Linked DNA regions of Homo sapiens: region 1 is linked to region 2. Evidence: read pairs that join two places in POLR2A ChIA-PET (ENCODE). Cell type or tissue: Panc1. All regions are shown on one strand. Links, peaks and the distances in the headings refer to the core of each region. The heading gives the core; the rest is flanking DNA. Region 1 overlaps IKZF3 (IKAROS family zinc finger 3). Region 2 holds the start of ERBB2 (erb-b2 receptor tyrosine kinase 2).

What was found. ChIA-PET counts read pairs that join two places held together with the same protein. Peaks named below come from ENCODE experiments on the same cell type or tissue, not always from the same donor. Only the 100,000 strongest peaks of a DNase experiment are listed, where the experiment ranks them.
Region 1: POLR2A ChIA-PET joins it to region 2 with 6 read pairs; 2 of 35 experiments call an interaction of 5 or more read pairs at or near these places.

Annotation. Positions count from the first base shown.
Region 1 is chr17:39,799,761-39,808,658 of GRCh38, forward strand. All of the region lies in intron 3 of IKZF3 (IKAROS family zinc finger 3), which reads right to left. Among named protein-coding and RNA genes, the nearest start is that of IKZF3, 60 kb to the right of the region's middle. RefSeq lists a silencer at 1,002-1,202. In Panc1, for the core only: no CTCF peak of the experiment used is centred there; no DNase peak of the experiment used is centred there; H3K27me3 peaks cover 1,317 bases.
Region 2 is chr17:39,694,700-39,703,597 of GRCh38, forward strand. It overlaps ERBB2 (erb-b2 receptor tyrosine kinase 2), which reads left to right and starts at 5,365. Exons shown (of 27, transcript NM_004448.4): 1 at 5,365-5,612. The coding sequence starts at 5,540. RefSeq lists a silencer at 1,457-1,751 and enhancers at 6,347-6,848, 6,849-7,348. In Panc1, for the core only: no CTCF peak of the experiment used is centred there; no DNase peak of the experiment used is centred there; H3K4me3 peaks cover 2,419 bases; H3K27ac peaks cover 1,884 bases.

The DNA of each region.
Region 1 (8,898 bases), core at 487-8,486, 110 kb after region 2:
CAATAGTGTATTCAAACTTCCACATGCAGTTTAAATGCCACTTCTTCCATGAAGTCTTCCTTGATACCCTTAACTAGAAAAAAAATTATGTTTCTTTGTTCTCATACATCCGTCTTATTCTGCTTTATATTTAGTATGATATAATTACATTGCTACAGATCCGCTTTTATGTAGTTGATGTGTTCATAAAATGTTTCATGCAAAACCAATAACACTGTCCCGCTGATTAACATTCTACATTCAGAAATGTTTATTTTGCCCTGATTTCAGTTGTCAGTGACTGGCAACACCCGTTCATTTAATAAAGGCAGAAAATCTTAAAGACCTGGCAACAAATACTTGAATATATTTGGGGAACTGCCTGATAGTATCCTGAAGTCTTTTGTAAAGTGAATAAACCTTTTATAGTATGAATAATCTCATGTTTTGGTTTTGTAAATTCTAATCTTCTTATAATATATATCAGGTTTCTTAGACATACATCTTAAGTTGACACTTAGAAGACTATCAAGAAGCCTCATAGACACTGGTGAAAGTTTATTTCTTAAGTCAGGTGGTGGGTGTATGGATGTTTTCTTATTATTCTTTAATCTATACATGTAATTATACTTGCCTTTTTGTACATATGATCTATTTTATAATAAAAAAAGTTAAAGGCTTCCTGAATACCTTTTTTATAACTGAACTTGTGGAGAAAAGAATATACCAAACCACAAATTGCTGATAAAGGTAATTGCTATACATTCCCAGAGGCAGGGAAAAGATGTCTAAATTGAATCTAACCCATAGGAAATTAGATTAAACTAAACTTTCTAAAGGAGCTACTCTAGGGTACAATTGCTCCCATCTTTGTCTATGTTTTCAGGCCTCTTAGGAAGATGACACACACGAACACACACACACACCCCAGAGAGAATTTTGTAGGCTGAAGAGAACAAAGGTTTGGCTCACTGGGGCTGATGCACATGGTTTCATTTCCTGGGGTGATGGTTATCACATGAAAGGCTTGTACTCCAGAGCAGACATTTTTGGTTTCACCTGAGACACTGCAAAAACAATGGGTCCTGGAAAGGATCCAACATCTAAATCCTTCAGGGGCAATAGCAGTCTCAGCCAACTGTGCCTCAGTTTGTTTTTACAGGCACATAAAATGCTCAGTTGGAGAGAAGAACCTATCAAAGATGGCAAACAGAATAGACAACTTGGGTATCTTGGAGAGCATGTTGATACTAGGAATTTCCCAGTGGAAAAAAGAGATTCTGAATTTCCACCTTAAACTATGAGATCTCAGAATCCAACTCTACGAAGGACAAAGTTGGAAGTAATATCCTCAGGTCTGCCGGAGATATTGTGAGAAGGGACAAAACAAGATAGAGGCTGTTAGGGAAGGCACAAAAGGGTGATGTTATTTAAGTGTTTTACAAGGATCGGGGGTCATAACCATGAAATCTTCAGCAAATGCAAAAGTCAACTGGATAACAAAGAAGCTTAATCATCTTAATGTGGCATTTTAATGATGCCACTGATTTGCTATGCCAATTCAGAGATAATGAGGCCCTAATGCTACAGATGTTCAGCCAGGCTAAAAGAAAGGGGGTGGGGGGGGGCTTTTCTAGCACGCCATTTTCTAACTATCCAATTAAACAAATTGTGAAAGCATCTAAATAGTTTACCAGGTTTTGACAGCTGTTAATAGGATTTAGAAGCTTGAAGCACTAAAGAGCAAAATGGGAAATATATGTATTGTAGGTATTCAGTCTACAAAGTTTGTTACTGTCGCCCAATCTAGCACAAACAGATGAACTAGAACAGTTTTCCTTATAAAATTAATGTCTATACTTCTCTCCCACAATGACCTCTTTGTATTAGGAAGAAGAACACTGAAACGATGGGTCATTTTCATTTTCTAATTTACATTTTTGCATGTAAAGTAATGAGAGAGAGAAACCGATGATATTTTTAGAACTAAAGAGTAAGGAAAGTTTTAATATTTGCTAACCAGTAAAATTATAAAGCTTCAATGCAAACTAAACTTTTGGTCATTGATTTATAAAATCTATTATGTTTTCTTTTTTTCTCTTTTAAAATTTAAAATAATGGACGTCTGTTAATTTTGAAAATGCCTATTTTTAAATTAGGAAAAAACTGGAAAAGGTAAATCAGGCTAACAAGAGATGAAATACTGGCAGGGCGCAGTGGTTCACGCCTGTAATCCCAGCACTTTGGGAGGCTGAGGCAGGCGGATCACGAGATCAGGAGATCAAGACCATCAAGACATGGTGAAACCCTGTCTCTACTAAAAATATAAAAAATTAGCCGGGCATGGTGACGGGCACCTGTAGTCCCAGCTACTCGGGAGGCTGAGGCAGGAGAATGCTGTGAACCCGGGAGGCGGAGCTTGCAGTGAGCCAAGATCGCACCACTGCACTCCAGCCTGGGTGACAGAGTGAGACTCCATCTCAAAAAAAAAAAAAAAAAAAAAAAAAGAGAGATGAAATACTGATATCTCAATACAGGTTTGGATAAAATTCTATAGATTTAAGTTCTCATTGAAATACATTTTTGGCCAGGTGCAATAGCTTACATCTGTAACTCCAGCACTTCAGGAGGCAGAGGTGGGAGGATCGCTTGGGCCCAGAAGTTTGAGACCAGCCTAGGCAACAAAGTAAGACCCTGTCTCTACAAAAAATCAAAAAATTAGCCGGATGTGGTAGTGTGTGCCTGTTGTCCCAGCTACATAGGAGGCTAAGGCAGGAGATTCCCTTGAACTCAGGAGGTCAAGGCTGCAGTGAGCTGTGTTCATGCCATTGCACTCTAGCCTGGGAGACAGAGCGAGACCCTGTCTCAAAAAAAAAAAAAAGAAAAAAAATTAAAGTCATGAGAAAATAGCCAGGTATGGTAGAATACCTGGGAATAGCTGGGAATACAGCATGCCTGTAGTCCCAACTACTCAAGAGGCTGAGAAGGGAGGATCACCTGAGCCTGGAGAGGTCCAGGCTGCAGTGAGCTGTGATCATGCCACTGTACTCCAGCCAGCCTGGGCAACAGAATGAGACCTGTCTCAAAAAAAAAAAAAAAAAAGAATCTAAACTGGCCATCAGTAAATCACATCACTTCAAACACAAGAGCATTAGCATGTAAAAAGTTTCATTTGCAAAGGAACTACCCTCAATTTTACTAATAACATTAATTTTTGCCTTATCTGACTATCAAATAGCTCATTCATGGGCATAATAATAAAAATAATTTTGCTTAATAATTTCAGTGCAATTCTTTGCTTCCCCATTAGAAGAAGAGGAGATTTACTACTTTTACAACAGAAATACACTATACATCAGCAGTAGGTAAGGTTCCAGCTGCTCAGCTGGGCTAAGCTCTTCAAATGTCATGGGGCCAGGTATAATTCTTTATCTAGAATTGTGAGGACTGAAGGCCATGATGTATGAAAGGTCTTTCTAAACTATAAAGAGTCTACAAGTATATTGTTTCATTTCTGCCCATTATAACAATTACTTTTTCTATTGATTATTTTCATCTATGTATTAAACTCTTTTGTATTTATATTTTTGAGAAATAACTGCTACCCATCAAAAAACAATGGATGAAATACATTTAAAGAGGCTGAAGTTTTAGATGTTGCCTAAACAAGCATAGACTAAAGTAGTTACCTGGTAGAAACTTCATTTGTAAATCCGAAAGAAAAAAAACTTCCTTTTTCATTCAAAATTCCCTTGCATAGAATATTCACTCTATCTTTTTTTTTTTTTTTTGAGACAGAGTTTCGCTCTTGTTGCCCAGGCTGGAGTGCAATGGCGCGATCTCGGCTCACAGCAACCTCCACCTCCCGGGTTCAAGCCATTCTCCTGCCTCAGCCTCCGGAGTAGCTGGGATTACAGGCATGTACCACCATGCCCTGCTAATTTTGCATTTTTAGTAGAGGCAGGGTTTCTCCATGTTGGTCAGGCTGGTCTCGAACTCTGGACCTCAGATGATCCGCCCACCTCGGCCTCCCAAAGTGCTAGGATTACAGGCGTGAGCCACCGCGCCCAGCCACTCTATCTTTTTTAAAAACAGGAATGAAAAAGTTTAAAGCATGTTAAAATACAATTCTTAGTAAAATTCAAAAACTGTCATCCAAATACAATTGGCTAAAAAACATTCTGACTGTCACAATACCAAACTCAGGGTCACAGGTAAAGGAAGGAATGAAAAAGTCTTCTATATCCAGAGCATAAGTAGTTCTTGGTGTATATAGCATGTTTTGTGTTATATCACAATTAGTGTATTTATCTCCCATATAGACTAGGAGTATTTTCAAGGTGGGGACCAGGTTTAAATAATATTTGTGTCCCCAGAACCTAACAAGGGCCTCGTTACTTTAGAAATTGAATGAATGGGCCGGGTGTGGTGGCTCATGCCTGTAATCCCAACACTCCAGCACTTTGGGAGGCCAAGGCGGGCAGATTATTTGAGGCCAGCAGTTCGAGACCAGCCTGGCTGACATGGTGAATCCCTGTCTCTACTAAAAATACAAAACATTAGCTGGGCATAGTGGCACGCGCCTGTAATCCCAGCTACTCAGGAGGCTGAGGCAAGAGAATCGCTTGAACCCAGGAGGCAGAGGTTGCAGTGAGCCAAGATAGCTCCACTGCACTCCAGCCTGGGTGAGAGCGAGACTCTGTCTCAAAAAAAAAAAAAAAAGAAATTGAATGAATGAATGAATGAACTTCTTGGGCAGCCTGAACCAATTTAGTGATGATAACTAGGCCAGGCAGAGAAGAAGTAGTAGATCACAATAGACCCCTAACTTGTCTACAAGATTCTGATGCTGTCATGCAGTATGTAGTTTCTCTTAATGCATCAGAATAAGGTCCATGGCCCACAGTGATAGCCAGTCATCTAGTTGACTTCTTTGCCCATTGTGGTCTGGCTTCTGCCCTTCCTGCTCCACCATTTTGCAATAGGATGCCACTGGCCAGTCCCTGCTTTTTAAATCTCTTTCCTTGGCTTATTCTTTGCTGGTCCTACTCCTACCTCACTTATTTACTTATATCCTCTGTTTATTCCTCTTTCTCTATCTCCTAGATGTGAATTATTTCCTAGGGCCTATTTCTTGAAACTTTTGCCTTTTCACTTTACATACTCTGTCTCCTGATCCAAGTTTTTATTGCTGTTGACTCTCAAATTTTTATTTCCGGTAGACCTGGAAAGCCATAGACATATACTTCCTGACATGTACAATCACTTCCTGAATTTCCAACACTTATCTCACACTCAACAAGTTGCAAACAAGCTCCTTATCTCTCCCATTTCTTCTCCGCTTTTCCTATAATATTCCCCGTTGTCCTCTCTACATAGTGGCTGTTTGATGTCAACGTCTGTATATTATGCTGCTTCTATCAACATTTAGCACTGATACAGAGCTCAGTGACTACTTACCAAACAAACAAGGAAGTAAGGAAGGAAAGAAGATAAGAAGGAGGAAAGGAAAGCGTGAACAACTATACTATTATTTGCTTCAAGTACAAAATTAGGGTTGACAGTGTTTTTAAAAATTGTACAGATTGCAATTTTGCCTAAAGCTAGCATATTAGCCGAAGACAGAGGGAAAAAATAAATTGTTATTTCTAACTCAAGGTATAACAATCAGACCCAAAGCGTATAAAGGATTCTTGGATGAGAAGGAAATGAGTATAAGGATTAAGAATTAGAAGACTCTTGTTCTTTTTAGCATTACATTAAAATACAAAATAAAAATTAACATTTACCATCTGTAACATATTATTTAGACTTTTACCCATCTCTGGTTCTTCCCTTCCTTCTTCCCTGGTTCTCAAATAATGGAATTAGAGCACTGAGAAATAATAGAAGAAACTCAGCACTGACTTCTCCTGGGTGAATGTACAACATTAAAAGCACACAAGGGAATGAGCTATCTTGTCACTGGAACATGTTCATCCCTGGGGATAAAGTGTAACAACTGCTTAACAGCTGCCCAGTAACATACTTCAAGGCTGCAAGCAAAGATGCATCCTAGCTCTACTGGAAACTGCAGAGGGAATATTGTCTGGCAGAATAAAACTAGAATAGAATCTGGCCAACAAACTGCAATCTATGTCCTTTCTATTTCAAACAGCAGCTTCTAATGATCACAGAGAGGTTTCTACTAACAATATTCAAGTAATATTGGATGGGTATTGGTAATTACAGGGAAGGAACAATATGGTATTTAACTTATTTTTTTCCACTGAAAATAGAGTTGAATGACTTCTTTTTTTTTAAGTTTCTGATAAAAGAGCATGGGCTTTGGAGTAAGACAGAACCCAGGTTCAAGTTGTACTAACTAGCTGTGTGACCTCAGCAAGTAATTTGACTTCCGTGAATTTTCTCATTTGTGTTGCAGTAATGATAATATCTATACCTAATAGGGCTGTTACAGTAATGAAATTAAGCAAAATAATGTATATATAGGCGTAGCATAGTAGCTGGCACATAATATGTTCATGACCTTGAGACAGGCAAAGATTTCTTAGATACAGCACTGAAAACATGATTCATAAATGAAAATATCCTGCAACTCAGTAAGACAAATAATCCAATTTTAAAATGCACGAAAGTAGTCTTTAGCTTTTCTAAGGTAATAAATAAAATTTTTAAAACGCACAAAAGATGTGAATTAACATTTCACCAGGAAATTATATGAATGGACAACAGACCAATGAAAAGATGCTCATCATCCTCAGTCATTAGAGAAGTGTGAATTAAAACCATAATGAGATTCCACTTCACACCTGCTAGAATGGCTACTATAAAAAAGACACAATAAAGAGCGCTGGCAAGGATGTGAAGAAAATGGAACCCTCATCCGTTGCTGGTGGGAGTGTAAAATGATACAGTCATTTTGGAAAACAGTTTGGCAGTATGGTGGGCAGCCTTCTAAAACGGCTCCTAGCATTCACACCCTTGTGTAATATTCCCCTCCAGTGTGGGCTGGACCTAGGTGATTGCTTCTAATGAAAAAAACATGGAAAAGTGATGGAAGGTGTCTCTTCTGTGTTTAGGTTATAAAAGACTGTGACTTCCATCTCTCTCTCTCTTTCTCTCTGTGGTGTTTCTTGCAAGCTTCTCAGATGAAGTAAGCTGGAGAGCAAGGAGCTGAAGGCAGTGTCTGGCCAACCTCCAGTGAAGAAACGAGGCCTTCAGTCTAACAGCCTTCAGGAACTGAATCCTGACAACAACCACATGAGTGAGCTTGGAAACTGATCCTTCCCTAGTCAAGTCTTTAGATGAGACCACAGTTCAGGTCAGTATCTTGTTAGCAGCCTTGGGAGAGACTGAAGCAGAGGACCCAGATATGCTGTGCCTGTATTCCTGAGATAATATGTTTTAAGTTGCTAGGGTTTGGGGTCATTTGTCACACAGCAATCAATAACTAATATAGGGGTAGTTTCTTATAAAATTAAACATAAATTTACCATACAAGCCAACAATTCTAGGTATCTGCTCAAAAGCAGTGATAACCTATGTCCACATAAAGACTTGTACATAAATGTTCATAGAAGCTAAAAAATGCAAACAATTGAATGTCCACCAAACAGTGAATTGATAATCAAAATGTACTATATAAATACAATGATATTCTTTTTTTTTTTTTTTTTGACAGAGTCTCACTGTCACCCAGGCTGGAGTGCAGCGGCATGATCATGGCTCACTAGGCAGCCTCGACCTCCTAGGCTCAAGCAATCCTCCCACCTCAGTCTCCTGAGTAGCTGGGACTATTTAAATTTTTTTTTTTTTTTTTTTTTTTTTGTAGAGACGGGGCCTCTATATGTTTCCAGCTACTCGGGCGGCTGAGGTGGGAGGATCACTTGAGCCCAGGAGTTTGAGACCAGCCTAGGCAACACAGTGAGATCCCATCTCAAAAATTTTAAGAAAAAAGAAATAAAAGAAACAAACTACTGATACATGCAGCAACATAGATGAACTTCAAAAACATTATGCTAAGTAAAAGAAGCCAGAAACAAAATATTACATATGGTATTATTCCATTTATATGAAATACCCAGAAACAGTAAATCTTTAGAGACAGAAATAATTAGTGGTTGCCTGAGGCTGCAGGCAAGAATGGGGATCAACTACAAACAAGTACAAAGGGTTTTTTAGGGTGATGGAAATGTTCTAAAACATGGTGGTAGTTGTACAGCTCTGTAAATTTACTAGAAAAGTCATTGAATTGAACATTTAAAGTATGTAAATTATAACCACATTAAAGCTGTTTTAAAAAGAAATCTATACAGATAAACAAAACAAAATAAAATTGATAGCTCTGATACTGACTCTGATACTGACTCTGTCTCAAAATGGGAATGTTTAGCTACCCATTCACCAATGATTACAAGAAGCATCATGGTAAGTATAGTTTCTGAGCTATGATTACTTCCATATGACAAATGCTCAGAAGACTATTTTTAACTCCTTTTGTTCCTGTACAACTGATTTCATTCCCTTTCAACAAAATTAACAAGAATTAGCTTGTTGAAAAACACAAGGGCACCCGCTACTTGACAGTAGGAAAGGAAGGTTAAAAAATCAAGTATAAAAGAGTTGGCCTGATTGGACATTTCCCATACTTAGTTATTTTATTATCGATTTCAGACAAATACCTAACTACTGATTTTTGCTCTTTCTAAATTGGGCTAAAATTCATAAGGATCCAGATACATAAGGATATATTACTTCTTTGTTATATTTTGTGCTTTTATGGACCATACTGTCTCACTTTCTGTTCTGTTAATAATTTAGTGTGTTTTACTAGGCTGTGGTTATTAATTAGTTAATGAGCACTATCTCTGGACTGCAAAGCAGCAGTGATATAAATGCACCTGGGGAAGTTCACTG
Region 2 (8,898 bases), core at 506-8,505:
TTGGACCAAAAGTCAGAGGCAAGAATGCCCTCATTCATACCCCAGTGGTCTATACCTCCAGCAGCAAGTCGAGTGAGCAAGTGATGTCCTGAAAGGCCCAGTGGATCAGTGGAATGAAGCGGGCAGGAAGACTTAGTGCTCCTGAAACAAGGAATCCAGAATCCAGGAGAAGGATGGCTCAGTGGGGCTTTCAAGGGACAAGTATGGGGGTTGAAGGGGTCACTGTCCCTATACCAAATCCGAAAATATTGTGACCAGGAACCATTCTGTCCAACTCTTCTATTTCAGGTGGCAAAGCAAAGCTATATTCAAGACCACATGCAAAGCTACTCCCTGAGCAAAGAGTCACAGATAAAACGGGGGCACCAGTAGAATGGCCAGGACAAACGCAGTGCAGCACAGAGACTCAGACCCTGGCAGCCATGCCTGCGCAGGCAGTGATGAGAGTGACATGTACTGTTGTGGACATGCACAAAAGTGAGGTGAGTCGCAGGACAGAAGAGTGCTTTTTGTTTCAGCAGAGCAGCCTGGGGAGAGATAAAAGCTACTCCTGGGGCCTGGGCCTGCATTCCTGAGATGTGGGTAAGAGGGGCCCAGGGTCAGAGTGTCTGGCAAGCTTGGCTCTGCCCCTTTGCTGTCCTGGAGACTAGGGCTAATCCTGGGCTCAGGGAGTGGCCTCCCCATGGTTAGGATACAAGTGCTCATCAAGGGCCACCCCTAGGAAGGACCAATTTTCCTATCAGAAGCTTCTAAGTTATCCTCCTTTGGCCCAAAGGGACACCTCAAGCCTACTCTGAGGAACTCTTTCCAATGAACTAATTCCTACAGTCACTTCCCCAGCAACCTGTGCCTCAGCCTCAAGGCACTGTGGGGTAGGCCTCAGTTTGTGGCCTGGACATCGGACTGTGGACCAGACGACTCCTCCCGATTTCTGTTTGTTTTCAGTCCTCTGACCCCAAGCTGGCTGGTGAAGTAGGTAGAGGGAGGAGACTTTGGTGCATGCATACACACACACACACACACACACACACACACACACACACACACACACACACACACGTCTCCTGTGCCCCCCAGTCTCCATGGCTGGTCAATGATTGACTGGCATTTCACAGGCCGCTGGTTGCAGCCCCAGCCTGTTGACTTAGAGGTCACCCTCGGAAGCTAGAGCCCTGTCCTGCCTCTTCAGTGTCAGTGGTCACTCCACTGCCCACAGGCTGGGGTCTTGGGCAAAACACACGCATCTGCCCTGATCTGAGTTTGCTGCCCTCTGTCCCGCAGTCAGCCCCACTCTGTTCCCACTCCCTCTCCCCAGCCCCCTAGCTAGACCCCTCTCACCAGCACCCCTTTCCCTTCCCTGAGGGTCCCCCTCGCTGTCTTTGTCCCTCAGACATCCTCTTTCCTGGGCTCTCCTGCCAGGCCCTGCTGGAGGGACAGTTAAGGAGGAAATCGAATCAGCAGCGCCCACCCCTGCCCCCCTTCCTCTCCTCTTGTCAGACACCAGACGAGGTTTTTTCCTCTGGCTTCCCAGCTCTGAATGGGCTCATTCTTTTTCAGAGGCTCGGCCCCTCTCGAGCCTCCTCCCCAGGGCGTGAGTTCTGACCCCAGCTCCTCCCCCCATCCCCACTCCAGCCCCCTCTCCAGCTTGCTCCACCCTCTCTACCGCCCACCGGGACTGGGCATTGTCTGCCAGTCCGGGTTTCTTCCTGGGATTTGGGATGCAGAGAGGATGGGTTTGCTTGGGCGGGGGGGTGGAGAGTGAAGGGGGGAAGCAGGATCTTTGTAGAGGGAGGGACCTACAGTTACCTGGACTTCTTTCCTCTGTCTCCCCTCTTGGTACCCTTGACTGGGGCTCTTGAGGGTAATGGGTGAAGCCAAATCTGCCATGGCTCAGTTCCCAGCTCAGCTCTGTGACCTTGGGAAAGTTCCTTTAGCTCGTGGAATCTCAAGGCTCAAGGTTCCTCTTCTGCAAAATGGGGAATGATAACACCTGCCTCCTCTGGAGTCTTGGGGACTCAGTGTTCTGAGGAACGTGGCTGTAGGTCAGAGTGGCACAGAGTAGGGTCCAATGAAGCATGGCGTCCACAGTAGCTTTCCTGACTGGACTAACCTTTCCGGACACAACAGCAGGGCAGGGGTGGGGCCTGGGGAGAAAGGACACCTCTAACCCTGATCCTAACATCCCGATGGCCTCTAAGGCTGCCTGCACACTCATCCAGGTGCAAGCCCTCCAAGGTGTGGTGTGATGAACCAGTGACTCCTGGAGCCAGGTCAGCGCATCCTCTTCCCGCAGGGCTGTAAGCTGCAGGACTGAGAGGCAGGTTGACCAGGTCCTGGGCTGGATGATGGGGTGAGAGTAAGGGGTCAGTTTTGATACATGCCCAACTTTTCTCTCTAGCCCTAAGACATCCTGGGCAAATTGCTTACCTCAGTTCCCCTGATCCTCACCCTAACCCTAACACCAGCTCAAGAGAAAATAGGGATATTGATGGCCATCCAGAAGGGCTGCTGTGTTCCATACACAGCAATATTTCTCGAATGTTTGTGACAGCGGTCCAAGGAATAAGTTAATTTTACATTATCACTCTGGATACCTGTACAAAACTCCACCTTATCCTTACTATATGAATGTGCTAGGGTTGTTTTTTTGTTTTGTTTTTTTTTTTTTTTTTTGAGACAGAGTTTCGCTCTTGTTGCCCAGGCTGGAGTACAATGGCGCGATCTTGGCTCACCGCAACCTCCGCTTCCCAGGTTCAAGCGATTCACCTGCCTCAGCCTTCCCGAGTAGCTGGGATTACAGGCATGCGCCACCATGCCCGGCTAATTTTGTGTTTTTAGTAGAGACAGGGTTTCTCCATGTTGGTCAGGCTGGTACCAAACTCCCGACCTCAGGTGATCCACCTGCCTTGGCCTCCCAAAGTGCTGCAATTACAGGCATGAGCCACCGCACCCAGCCGTGCTAGGGTCTTTTTCTGTTCAATTCCTTTCTCTCTCTTGCTCTCTTTCTTTCTTTCAATGGAGTCTTACTCTGTCACCCAGGCTGGAGTGCAGTGGCAAGATCTCAGCTCACTGCAACCTCTGCCCTCTGAGTTCAAGCAATTCTCCTGCCTCAGCCTCCCGAGTAGCTGGGATTACAGGTGCCTGCCACCACACCTAGTTAATTTTTGTACTTTTAGTAGAGATGGGGTTTTGTCATGTTGGCCAGGCTGGTCTCGAACTCCTGACCTCGTGATCTGCCTGTCTTGGCCTCCCAAAGTGCTGGGATTACAGGCATGAGCCGCCATACTCGGCCAACTTTGTATTACTTTCTTAAAGAGAGTTTCCCAAATTATATAAGCTTCAGGCCCCACAAAACCTAGATCTGCCCCAGTATAACTAAATCTGGGACCATTTATTGAGCAATTATTATGTGCCAAGTATTGCGCTGAGTGCTTCCAGAGCATTATCTCCTTTAACCCCAGCATAGTATGTCAGATGCTGTTTTACAGATGAGCCAACTGAGACCAGAGATGCTCAGTCACTTGCCCAAGGTGACATGACTGATATGGAATAGAGTCAAGATTTTTTTTTTTTTTTTTGACACGGAGTCTCACTCTGTCTCCCAGGCTGGAGTGCAGAGGCGCAATCTCAGCTCACTGCAAGCTCTGCCTCCCAGGTTCACGCCATTCTCCTGCCTCAGCCTCCTGAGTAGCTGGGACTACAGGCACCCGCCACCACACCTGGCTAATTTTTTGTATTTTTAGCAGAGACAGGGTTTCACCGTGTTAGCCAGGATGGTCTCGATCTCCTGACCTCGTGATCTGCCTGCCTCGGCCTCCCAAAGTGCTGGAATTACAGGTGTGAGCCACCGCGACTGGCCAGATTCAAGATTTGAACCCAGGTCCTCTTGGTCCCAGAGGCCCCTGTTTCTCAACTCCCTAGGATGGCATAGCAACCTGTCCCACAAGAGGTGCCTGCTTTAAGTGTGCTCAGCACATGGAAGCAAGTTTAGAAATGCAAGTGTATACCTGTAAAGAGGTGTGGGAGATGGGGGGGAGGGAAGAGAGAAAGAGATGCTGGTGTCCTTCATTCTCCAGTCCCTGATAGGTGCCTTTGATCCCTTCTTGACCAGTATAGCTGCATTCTTGGCTGGGGCATTCCAACTAGAACTGCCAAATTTAGCACATAAAAATAAGGAGGCCCAGTTAAATTTGAATTTCAGATAAACAATGAATAATTTGTTAGTATAAATATGTCCCATGCAATATCTTGTTGAAATTAAAAAAAAAAAAAAAAGTCTTCCTTCCATCCCCACCCCTACCACTAGGCCTAAGGAATAGGGTCAGGGGCTCCAAATAGAATGTGGTTGAGAAGTGGAATTAAGCAGGCTAATAGAAGGCAAGGGGCAAAGAAGAAACCTTGAATGCATTGGGTGCTGGGTGCCTCCTTAAATAAGCAAGAAGGGTGCATTTTGAAGAATTGAGATAGAAGTCTTTTTGGGCTGGGTGCAGTTGCTCGTGGTTGTAATTCCAGCACTTTGGGAGGCTGAGGCGGGAGGATCACCTGAGGTTGGGAGTTCAAGACCAGCCTCACCAACGTGGAGAAACCCTGTCTTTACTAAAAATACAAAAAATTAGCTGGTCATGGTGGCACATGCCTGTAATCCCAGCTGCTCGGGAGGCTGAGGCAGGAGAATCACTTGAACCAGGGAGGCAGAGGTTGTGGTGAGCAGAGATCGCGCCATTGCTCTCCAGCCTGGGCAACAAGAGCAAAAGTTCGTTTAAAAAAAAAAAAAAGTCCTTTCGATGTGACTGTCTCCTCCCAAATTTGTAGACCCTCTTAAGATCATGCTTTTCAGATACTTCAAAGATTCCAGAAGATATGCCCCGGGGGTCCTGGAAGCCACAAGGTAAACACAACACATCCCCCTCCTTGACTATCAATTTTACTAGAGGATGTGGTGGGAAAACCATTATTTGATATTAAAACAAATAGGCTTGGGATGGAGTAGGATGCAAGCTCCCCAGGAAAGTTTAAGATAAAACCTGAGACTTAAAAGGGTGTTAAGAGTGGCAGCCTAGGGAATTTATCCCGGACTCCGGGGGAGGGGGCAGAGTCACCAGCCTCTGCATTTAGGGATTCTCCGAGGAAAAGTGTGAGAACGGCTGCAGGCAACCCAGGCGTCCCGGCGCTAGGAGGGACGCACCCAGGCCTGCGCGAAGAGAGGGAGAAAGTGAAGCTGGGAGTTGCCACTCCCAGACTTGTTGGAATGCAGTTGGAGGGGGCGAGCTGGGAGCGCGCTTGCTCCCAATCACAGGAGAAGGAGGAGGTGGAGGAGGAGGGCTGCTTGAGGAAGTATAAGAATGAAGTTGTGAAGCTGAGATTCCCCTCCATTGGGACCGGAGAAACCAGGGGAGCCCCCCGGGCAGCCGCGCGCCCCTTCCCACGGGGCCCTTTACTGCGCCGCGCGCCCGGCCCCCACCCCTCGCAGCACCCCGCGCCCCGCGCCCTCCCAGCCGGGTCCAGCCGGAGCCATGGGGCCGGAGCCGCAGTGAGCACCATGGAGCTGGCGGCCTTGTGCCGCTGGGGGCTCCTCCTCGCCCTCTTGCCCCCCGGAGCCGCGAGCACCCAAGGTGGGTCTGGTGTGGGGAGGGGACGGAGCAGCGGCGGGACCCTGCCCTGTGGATGCCCCGCCGAGGTCCCGCGGCCGGCGGGGCCAGAGGGGCCCGGACGAGCTCTCCTATCCCGAAGTTGTGGACAGTCGAGACGCTCAGGGCAGCCGGGCCCTGGGGCCCTCGGGCGGGAGGGGGCAGTTACACGGCAGCGGCTCGAGATGGCCCATCCAAGAGACTGGCGCTTTCCAGGCTCCGAGGGGCTCCGGGAACTTGTCAAAGAAGTTCTCTGAAATTGTTCAGAAAGTTTTCCCGCAAAGGGTGTATTGCGTAGAGCGCGCGCGCGCGTTTCCCCCCTTCTTGAGCCCCCTCAAGCTTTCTCAAAGCCTTTCCAGTTGGCAGCCTCCGCCTCCGGACTGGCCTGGGCTGGATTCCTTGGGGGGGTCCTCTGCCCTGCCCCTCCTCCAGCCCCTCCCCGCTCCCCTTCAGACGATTTTGGTTTGGTTGCTCCTGCTTCTGGCGGGGTCGGGTGTGTGTGTGTGTGGTGGAGTGGAGGGTGGCATAGCAACCTGTCCCAACCAGAGCCGGGGAGGAAAGGGTGGCCCGGAGGGTGGCCTCTTGCTGGGGTCTGGGTTGGGGGCGGGGGAGACGTTTGCTTTGAACAGATTCTTGGGGCCAGCTTAGGGACTGTGCTCTGTGACTTTTGGAGCGCGTGGACCATGGAGGGGTGGGGGTGGGTTTCTTGGGGTGTAAAGTGGGAGAGTTCCCAGAGAAGGAAGCTAAGAAATAAGGCCAGATGGGAGCCTAGGGAGGGCTGCGTTGTTCTGCTGCCTTTTCCTTGGTGCTGTGCGTGGGGAAGGGTGAGTGGGGGCAGTGTGTATCCTGACCCATCTGTCCACCTGTGTGCATTAATCATAAAAGCTAACATATAGCCTGGGCCAGGTATACTCTGCCAGGAACTGTTTGTGGTGTTTTGCATGCATTCTCCTTTAATCCTAGAACACCCCTATAGTGGAAGTTCTGCCAGCATTCTGGACTGAGTAGCAGTCCAGAGGTTGAGTAGCAGCTAGTAAGTGGTGGGGTCAAGATGGGACCCCAGGCAGTGCGACCCCCAACCATGCATTCGAAATCGCTATATGGATGAGTGCACCTGGAGCAATGAGGGACACTGCTCCCTGAGTCACTGGGCTGCAGGGGAGACAAAATGAAAGTGTTCTGGGAGTCGTGGGTGGTCTCCATAGGTCAGAGGGTCTGGGGAGGGAGTGGGTGTCATCGTGGCTGTGTGTTGCCCGAGGGGCCCTCTGTGAGTGAGTGCATGGCCGTGTTATCTCTGCAGGTCTACGCCAGGGTGTTCCTCAGTTGTGTGGTCTTTGTATTTGTGTGTCTGGGCTTTGTGTTGCCAAACAGCAGTCTCTCTGCTGACTTGGGGACACAGGCTGAACTCTGTCCTCTGCAGGAACTCCCTTAAGGTGCTGGGCCAGATCTGCCATAAACAGAGGGAGGTAGCCTTCTATGGCCACGCCTTCTTGCTGAGGAAGAAGGTTCCTCTCTTCCAGGGAGTACATCCTTGCCCTCCCTGTTTCCCAGACAAGCATCTTCACCTCTCATCTTCTGATGAGAAGGGTGAGGCCATACTGAGCTGTCAGGCTGAGCTGCTGCCCTTCCTCACCTTGGGCTGGGAGTTGATCAGGGAATGGCAGTTGCTGCAGAGCTGGATTTGAGGGCTGGGTTCTCTGGATGGGGCCTCCTCATGTCCTCACCCCTCAACCTGCACTATTGATTGTGTTGTGCAGGAGTTAGTTAAAAAGTCATTGCACAGCCTGGGCAACAAGGCAAAACTCTGTACAAAAAATACAAAAATTAGTTGGATGTGATTACACGTGCCTGTAGTCCCAGCTACTCCGGAGGCTGAGGCAGGAGGATCACCTGAGCCCAGGAAGTTGAGGCTTGCAGTGAGCTGTGATTGCAAATGCTCTCCAGCCTGGGTGACAGTGTGAGACTCCGTTTCAGAAAAAAAGTATACCACCCAGCTGCCTCCAGCACCCAGATTTTACCCAAGGGGTGAGGTCTGGGGCAGGAATGTGGGGGAAGGGGAGGCCTAGGGGGAGCCCCAGAGGGGTCAGGATTTTTCTGAAATCCTTTCTTAGAGGTATGGGTTTTACAAATTGCAGCAAATACATCCTTTTAATCTTGCAGAACTCCTTCATATTTTAATTCCAGTATGATTCTTCCAACAGCCTCCTCTCTTTACTATACTTGGGGAAAGTACTCATTTTATTTGTCAAGAAAAAAACAATTGAAAAGATAGGGATCAAATGTAAAAAGAAAAAATACGTGGCATTCCAAAGTCAAACACAAAGCATGTTTAATTTTCTCGTGGTTTGGGATTACCCATATTCCTGCTGTATGAACCTGTCTTGTCTTAACTTTTAAGAAATGTACGGTGTACTTCCTATATGCTAGGTTTTTATCCATGCTTTCATTTAATCTCTGTGACAGTCCTGTGAAGTAGGTGCACAGATGAGAAAATGGAAGTTCAGAGAAATGAAGCAACTTATCCAAGGCTCCCAGCTACCCAGTAATGTCCAGGGAATTTTTGGACTCTGAAGAGGAGGCATTAAGAGGTGGTTAGAGTCTTATTCCAGCCAACAATAATGGGTTGAACAAAGCCTTAGGGGCAGGCAGGTGGCCAGATGGGAGGAGAAGCGCTCCTCTTGTTCAGGCGAATGACCTTTCCATCCACTTCTCTAGGCTGTAGAAAGTGGAGCTGAGCTGGGGGCCCTGAGGTTCCCTCTTGACTTCAGAGTCCTCTCCCTTCCTGTCCAGCCAATGCCTGTCTTCCTTTTGGGCCCTACCAGCATGACAGGGGGCTGCGGGCAGGAGGGGACAGAGGCCACGTTGACACACAGGGCTGTGGGTGAGAGAGACAGCTGAAGTGTCAGCGTGAGGGGCCAGTGTGGGGCTGCGGCTGGGAGGGCTGGGGTGGGGCCCAGGGTAGTTGTGCCTGTCCTTGGGTGATGGAATGATCTGGAAAGAGATTCCTTCCCTGCCCTCCACCTGTGAGAAGCCCCTCTAGAGTGACATCTCCATCTTATGTTTGGCCACCCATCCTCCCCCTGGGAAGAGAGCCGAGGTGGGGTAAGGGATGTGTACTCTTTCAAGGAGTGGGAGAATTATTCTAGCGAATGTTTGTGTTGTCCCAGTTCTGTTTACAAAGCCTCGTCATGTTTACAGATGGCTGCGCAATTCATTACCTCATTTAACTCTCATGTACCTCCTCTGAGGGAGTAAGAGCTGTTACAGCCAA